Linked DNA regions of Homo sapiens: region 2 is linked to region 1. The links are chromatin contacts, found by Hi-C or POLR2A ChIA-PET in ENCODE. All regions are on one chromosome and are shown on one strand. The core of a region is the stretch at or near the end of the contact, and the rest is flanking DNA. Distances in the headings are between cores, read along the strand shown. Region 1 overlaps CRYBG1 (crystallin beta-gamma domain containing 1). Region 2 overlaps CRYBG1 (crystallin beta-gamma domain containing 1).

Region 1 (3,279 bases), core at 514-3,013:
CTAATCTTCAAACAAAAGGATAATACATACACACTCATTATTTTCTTTTTAATTTTTGTGCACCCTCATTATTGAACAGCTTTGATGTGGTGCGCGGATATAACCCAACAGGGTTGAAGGATACGAGGGATTATCCTGAAATCTTCCAAACCCAAAGGAGCAGTGGTGGAAACCAACATCCCTCCCCTAGCTGATCTCACCCACTCACATCCCAGCTTAGGGGCACAGTCTGGCACTTGTACTGACATTTGGCTCCTTGCCAGGGAGAACAACAGCCGTGCCCTCCTCCTTTGTACAGGGACAGGAACTTCTGCTGAGCTTTTCTCTGCCCTGTGGCAATGGAACTGGCGCCTTGGCACATGCCTCCAAAGCAGTCACAGCTCCGTGCTCCAGATCTTTCCATGGTGTGAGATCCTTTACACAGGAAGAAAACCTTCACACCCACTTCTGATGAACCCCACAAAAATGGTTCCTTCTCAGACTGAGAAACAGAGAGATAATTCAGGAAAACCTGGGTAGAAAGTCATTTGCCAACAGGGCAAGAGTCTGAAAGAAGAGTATGGGGCCACGAACGGAACCGTTGTCCATGGGTCTCCTTTTTTTTCTTCTTTGGCTATTTGGTCACAGCTCAGATCACCAGGGGTAACTCAGAGAGAGATGTTTTGCTAGGAGTTTTCTAAGGCTCAAATACATGAAGTTTAATTTGAAATAGTAATAGATAATTCATTAACTATGGGCTGAAGACCAACCTCAGTTTGTTAACTAAGATGAAGTAGACTGAATAAAACTATACTTAAAAACCCTGATGCATTGCTTCAGCTAAGCATGAAATTTTAGTCCCAGCAGAATTTTCCCCCACTAAACATCCTTTAAATGGATATTAACTATCTACTGAAAGCACAAAGCAAACGTAAGAACCACTTCCTTCATGTCTCTAAACTTCCTCTTCTGCCTCTAAACCTCCTCTTTCTGTACTTTTCTGTAGAACATTCCTCCTTAAAAGTATGTACCCCATACAGACTAAATATTTAATATATTTATCTTTAGTAAAATGCAAATAGGATGAAACAATGATTAAAACAACGTCATCTTTGTGGCTTTGGAATTACAATGGGACGAATACCAAAACACATCACCAAAACAGCTGAACTGATCTTGAAAAAGAAATGTTGGGTTCACATAATTATGCCTACAGCTCTGTATGCTAGGATGCCTTCCTAAATATTTTCTGGGGGTCCAATAATAATAACAATACCAAATACTTATGGTAGGTGGTATTTTAAGTACTTTACATGTAATAAACACATGTATCCTCACAATGACCTGATGAGGTAGATGAGTAAACTGAAGCACAGCAAGGTTTAGCAACTAGTCCAAGGTCACACAGCTATCAAGTGGCAGTGCTAGGATTTGAACCTGAGCAGATATGACTTTAAAATCTATGCTTTAAACCAATTTGCCATAGTCTTTCTTAGTCTTTTCCAAGGTGTGTGTGGTTCTACACTGGGAACTGGTCTTACTTCATGTCCCTCATGGGCAGTTCCTAAAAAGTTCACAAAAAGAATATGATCTATTGAATTATATCTATAAGCTAACCTATTTTTAATAGTGATTCATGGGGAGGAGGAATATAATTCACATACCAAATGACCGAATAACCTTGATACAAAATCAGCATTAAAAAAATCTCCACCTCAAGTTTCCCACAATTAATCATAGATAAGCCTATAGCTGTGTCATTCCTTAGTGTCATAGCTGCCAGGAAATTTAACCAAAGAGTATGAGTCAAAGTGTATTTAGAAATCTATTCCATTAAATGGTCTTTTGGTGTTAGATCTAACTTATATAATTATAGAATGTTAGAGCTGAAAAGGGCCTTGACGTTTATAGAATTTAATCTCCTTAAGTGAGGCTGTGAATGAGTTGCCCCAGATCCTAGAGCCAGTCAGAAGGATCATCCCGAGAACAAACTCACAGACTGTCCAGTGCCCAGTGCCTTTCTCCACCATGCTGCTCACCCCACCCGTGTGACATCTTCATATTAAAAATAACATGTTCTTGTTACCTGGGGCTAAAGACATGTCCCTGTGCTCTGTACGGACAAGGTTAAGATAATTATATTCCACAGGTTGAATTTTGGAAATATACTTTATCTACTTCCATATGAGTTAGGTGGGGCTTATCTTTCTTCATTTAGAGAAGTAACATCATCAAACACTAGGAGGACATGAAATATGAATGTGGTAAATGGTAAATGTGTATTACTTTTTATCCTACTTACACAGGTACTCATTTTCTATTCTATTCTGTCTCATCATCTATCATTTGTTCACAGTGGAAATTGTTGGTGATATCTCTGAAAACCACTAGACGGAGTTTTAAGTTCTGTGACAGAGGAAACGTGTATCTCTTTAAAATGTCAGATCCTTGGCCTCTTCTCTGGTCCATGAGCTCAGGAATCCCCTGGTCTGCCTGCCTCTTGTTTCCCTCTGCCAGTTCATCTAAACAAAGCCATTTGTTTGTTCTGTCCAAATCACAGATTTAATCCTACCATCTGTATCTCAGATACCTTCAGTGACTATCCACTTTCTTCAGGATAAAGCCCCGACTCTCAAAGCCTTAAACAGAGACAGCACTATATATCTTTCAAGTCATCCTGCTTTTATGTACCCGCACAGACCGTCCACTCTAACTAAATTAGTATGTTCACAGTTCCCCAAACACACGTAGTGCTTGCCTGTCTCTTTATCTTTGCCCACATGACTTTTCCTTCCCAAATATCACCTCATCTGCCTGTGACAATCCAACTCTGATTCACACAGCAAAGCCCAGCCCAGGAGCCCTCCCTGACTACCTAAGCTTACTGAAATCCTTCTCTTAAAGCATTTATCACTGGTAACACTGATTTCATATTTGCTGTTCTGTTTTAACTTTTTCGTGTACATTTGTCTTACCCTCCCATTCGGTTTATACATTCATTTAGAGCAAGGGACATTTCTTAGGCTAAAAATCTGCCCTCTGTGGCTCAAACACATAAATAAGTAAGTAAGTTTCAGTTAGCTGATTATTTAGTTATCCCTCTCCTCCCCCATATTCTCCTTGAAGATCTGGCATTTGAAACATTCGGGTGATTTTTATATATTTATTCTGAACACCTAAAAGTTTATGGAATATATCTTTAGGTAGAATCTTTCACCTATAATTCATGGTTAAATTCAAAGACAACGTTACAGAGTATTTATCAAAAGGTTAAAAGAATTAAGAAACTAGGAACATGTG
Region 2 (3,279 bases), core at 439-2,938, 85 kb before region 1:
CATCGTCAGAGACTTCTGCCCTTTGCAAGACTATCTTACTAGTAGGGAAAGCCTCATAACATTAGAACTGCCCATCATATTTTTCCCTGTCATAAGTGACCATGATCCCAGGCAGGTTCTGTAGCTATATCTCCCTCTGACATCTCCACCTCTGCTTGGCCTGACCTTCCAGTATATGACTGCACCTCTAATTTTGTAGCACTGGGTGGCTAAAGGGCATTTTATCATTTTAAAACTCGGAATTGCATTTATTAGCATTTGTCTTTCCTTCATGAGAATTAAAATTTTCTAAACAGGCATGCTTTCCAGCTATGAAAACAGAAAAATGCAGACTCACTAGAGGGTGTTTTAATGCAAAGATTTTATGAGCCCTTCCCTGAAGTGAATCTACCCTTAATATATAAATAATGTATGGCAGTCATGTTCACATGCCATTAACAAAAATTACTGGCCAGGTACAGTGGCTCACAACTGTAATCCCAACTCTTTGGGAGGCCAAGGTGAGAGGATCACTTGTGAGACCCTATCTCTACAGAAAAGTTTTAAAAATTAGCCAGGTATAGTGGCATGCACTTGTGGGCCCCAGCTACTCAGGAGGCTGAGGTGGGAGGATCCCTTGAGCCCAGGAGGTCGAAGCTACAGTGAGCTGTGATTGCACCACTACACTCCAGCCTGGGCAACAGAGCTAGACTCTGTCTCAAACACAAAAACAAAACAATGTTGCTATAAAAATGCCTGTTAAAAGTGTATTATTGTAGGCCAGGCGCAGTGGCTTATGCCTGTAATCCCAGCACTTTGGGAGGCCAAGGCAGGTGGATCACGAGGTCAGGAGATCAAGACCATCCTGGCCAACATGGTGAAACCCCGTCTCTACTAAAAATACAAAAAAGTTAGCTGGGCGTGGTGGCACACGCCTGTAGTCCCAGCTACTCGAGAGGCTGAGGCAGGAGAATCGCGTGAACCCGGGAGGTACAGGTTGAAGTGAGCCGAGATAGTGCCACTGCACTCCAGCCTGGTGACAGAGCAAGACCCCGTCTAAAAAAAATTAAAGTATATTATTCTATATTGAGATGAAAGCACTGTGATAATCTAGGAGACTTTTTCTCATTGACCTATTGAATTCAAAGTTGTTAAATAACATCACTGAAATGTCTGTTAGAAATAACTGCTGAAAGACACCATTTTCTTGGATTAAGACAATTCAAAGGCAGAAAGCTTCTTTTCATGATTCCATATTACAACTACTTCTGTTCCTCCTGCTAGTTCTTCTATGCATGTCCAAACAGTACTTCTGTTTACTGAAAGAATTCCCCCTCCAGCACAACAGACCCAATTAACGAGTTGTACTCCTTTTCGCAAGGCTGTGTTCCTTCTGCTGACTCACGGGGCACCAGGTTTTTTTTGGTTTTTTGTTTTGTTTTGTTTTGTTTTTTTAAAGAAAATCAGGAGCCAACGGTCAAGCTCACAAAATCAAGGAGTAAAAAAGTTTTATCTACCATAGAAGCATGAGCTTCTTTCATAAAAATCTTACTACAGTCAGCTTTTAAGTGTCTGTTAATAGTAGGAATGATGCAGGAGGGACATGGGCCATTTTCTAATTTACAACGTATGACACTTAGGAAATGGACTGTGCAGCACACAGAGGGATCTCTTTACCCTTCATCCCGTTCTGTGGATTTCCCCAAAACAAACCAAGAGTGATTTTTGTTGACAGGGCTGGAGCTTATAGTTTGTTTCTGTAACAGTTACATTAAGGAAAAAGGGAAGAATAACACACTTCCTTTTTCTACTACTATATAAAAATCAAGCATAGAAATAAATATTCTATCTTGGATCAGTGCTATATTTACCTTTCATTTTAAGTTCCTAGACTGGTTCTATCAGAGCTAGGATATACTGTCATGAAAAAAACAAATTCATTTCTGAAAGTACTCCAGGAATTGTGAAATTGCATCTACTTGAAGAAAAGATCAAAAGCATATGAAAGGATGAGTCACCTCCTAGCAAAGCCATCACAGGCCCCCGTGGAATCCTAAAGCTCACCCTGCATTTGATACATCCTTCTTGATAGATCCAAATCTGATCATCGGCCCCGACATCCTCCATGACCTGTATCCTCAGAAGCTTCAGATCCTCTAAGTTTCCATTGGTTGACATGAATAACCCTGTTGCTTTGTTTCGAAGTCTGAAATAAATTCGCTTCTAGAAGACAAAACCCCCAGCAGTTGTTATACCAGATGTGCTGCTGGAAGCACTGAACAAGCATGAATATCAGGAAGAATCCAAAGTGAGATATGGATTAAGGGTAATTACCATACTCAAGAGTCTCAGAGGTTTTAAATTTTCTCAATGAGAAGAGTTTGACAAAATGTCAAAGCGCCTGAGGCAGGGTGCCTGCCTGTGGATAACTGCGTTTGATGTTCAGTTTGATGGCCTTCTGAAGCAGCCACACCTCTTAGCACCAGAAACTGAGCCCAGATTATTGGGGCAGGGAAGGAGTTTATAGGGTGAGGCCAGTTATAAACTTTGAATAAAAAAATTGGATAAAAAGTTGGATTGCATTTACAAAAAAATTTCAGAGAAGAGTCTATGCAGAGCATGGAGAGGAAGAAAATACCTGAACAAAAGGTCGTAGAGAACCTATTTGGCGACAGCCACTGAATTCATACCAATTAGGTACTTCTGCAGGTGACAATAGGAACTGTCGCCCTCTGTAACTGCCATATTCATAAGTAACCCATCTGAAAACAAAAATAACCACAGTAAGTGGCAATTTTCATTTGACAGTGGACCCCAATTACATTTATTTTTAGAATGCTTTCCATTTCTAGACTGAACTATATACTTTTAACATACATTGGGGGAAAAATGATCTTTTCTAGAACACTTAAAAGAAGTAATTTCTTGACAAATAGCAAATTTTTGTTACATGAGTACTTATGCCAAAAAGTTCCATTCTTGAAGAGAAATAGGTAAGTTTTTTCCTCCGTAAAGCAGTGAAATATTGTCTTTTAGTGGATTCCTCAGTTCTTCCTGGGAACTATTCATAAAATAGCTTCAGTTGTAATAATGGGTCTTTAAGTTGTTAATATTTCCAAAGCTCTTAGTAGGTGCTAAATAGGGTTAAATAAAAAGTTTTGTCTGCAGTGAGAGTAATCTTTGTTAAATCTAAAAAACTGCTAAGATACTCAGTTCCCTTCCGCTCAGATGCTACTGCTGCACACCTGAGGAAGTATGGGTTTAAGCGCAGACTGGCGTGGAAGCAGCCCAGCGCCCTCC

What was found. A loop is a pair of places that touch in the nucleus more often than their neighbours do. ChIA-PET counts read pairs that join two places held with the same protein, here RNA polymerase II (POLR2A). Pooled maps may share reads with other maps.
Region 2: a pooled map shows a loop between it and region 1 (2.0-fold over the local background). The contact joins two enhancer-like sites. A Hi-C loop is called at or near these places in 4 of 50 pooled maps. POLR2A ChIA-PET finds 5 or more read pairs at or near these places in 4 of 52 experiments (MCF 10A, activated T-cell, activated naive CD4-positive, alpha-beta T cell and 1 more).

What each region holds. Positions count from the first base shown.
Region 1 is chr6:106,475,000-106,478,278 of GRCh38, reverse strand. The region is part of intron 2 of CRYBG1 (crystallin beta-gamma domain containing 1); the gene reads right to left. Among named protein-coding and RNA genes, the nearest start is that of CRYBG1, 120 kb to the right of the region's middle. Within about 2 kb of position 1,763, at least 4 of the 41 ENCODE cell types and tissues checked have a DNase peak (open chromatin) inside an H3K27ac peak, as active enhancers do.
Region 2 is chr6:106,560,265-106,563,543 of GRCh38, reverse strand. CRYBG1 (crystallin beta-gamma domain containing 1) reads right to left here. Exons shown (of 22, transcript NM_001371242.2): 19 at 2,618-2,741; 20 at 2,044-2,202. Among named protein-coding and RNA genes, the nearest start is that of RTN4IP1, 68 kb to the left of the region's middle. Within about 2 kb of position 1,688, at least 4 of the 41 ENCODE cell types and tissues checked have a DNase peak (open chromatin) inside an H3K27ac peak, as active enhancers do.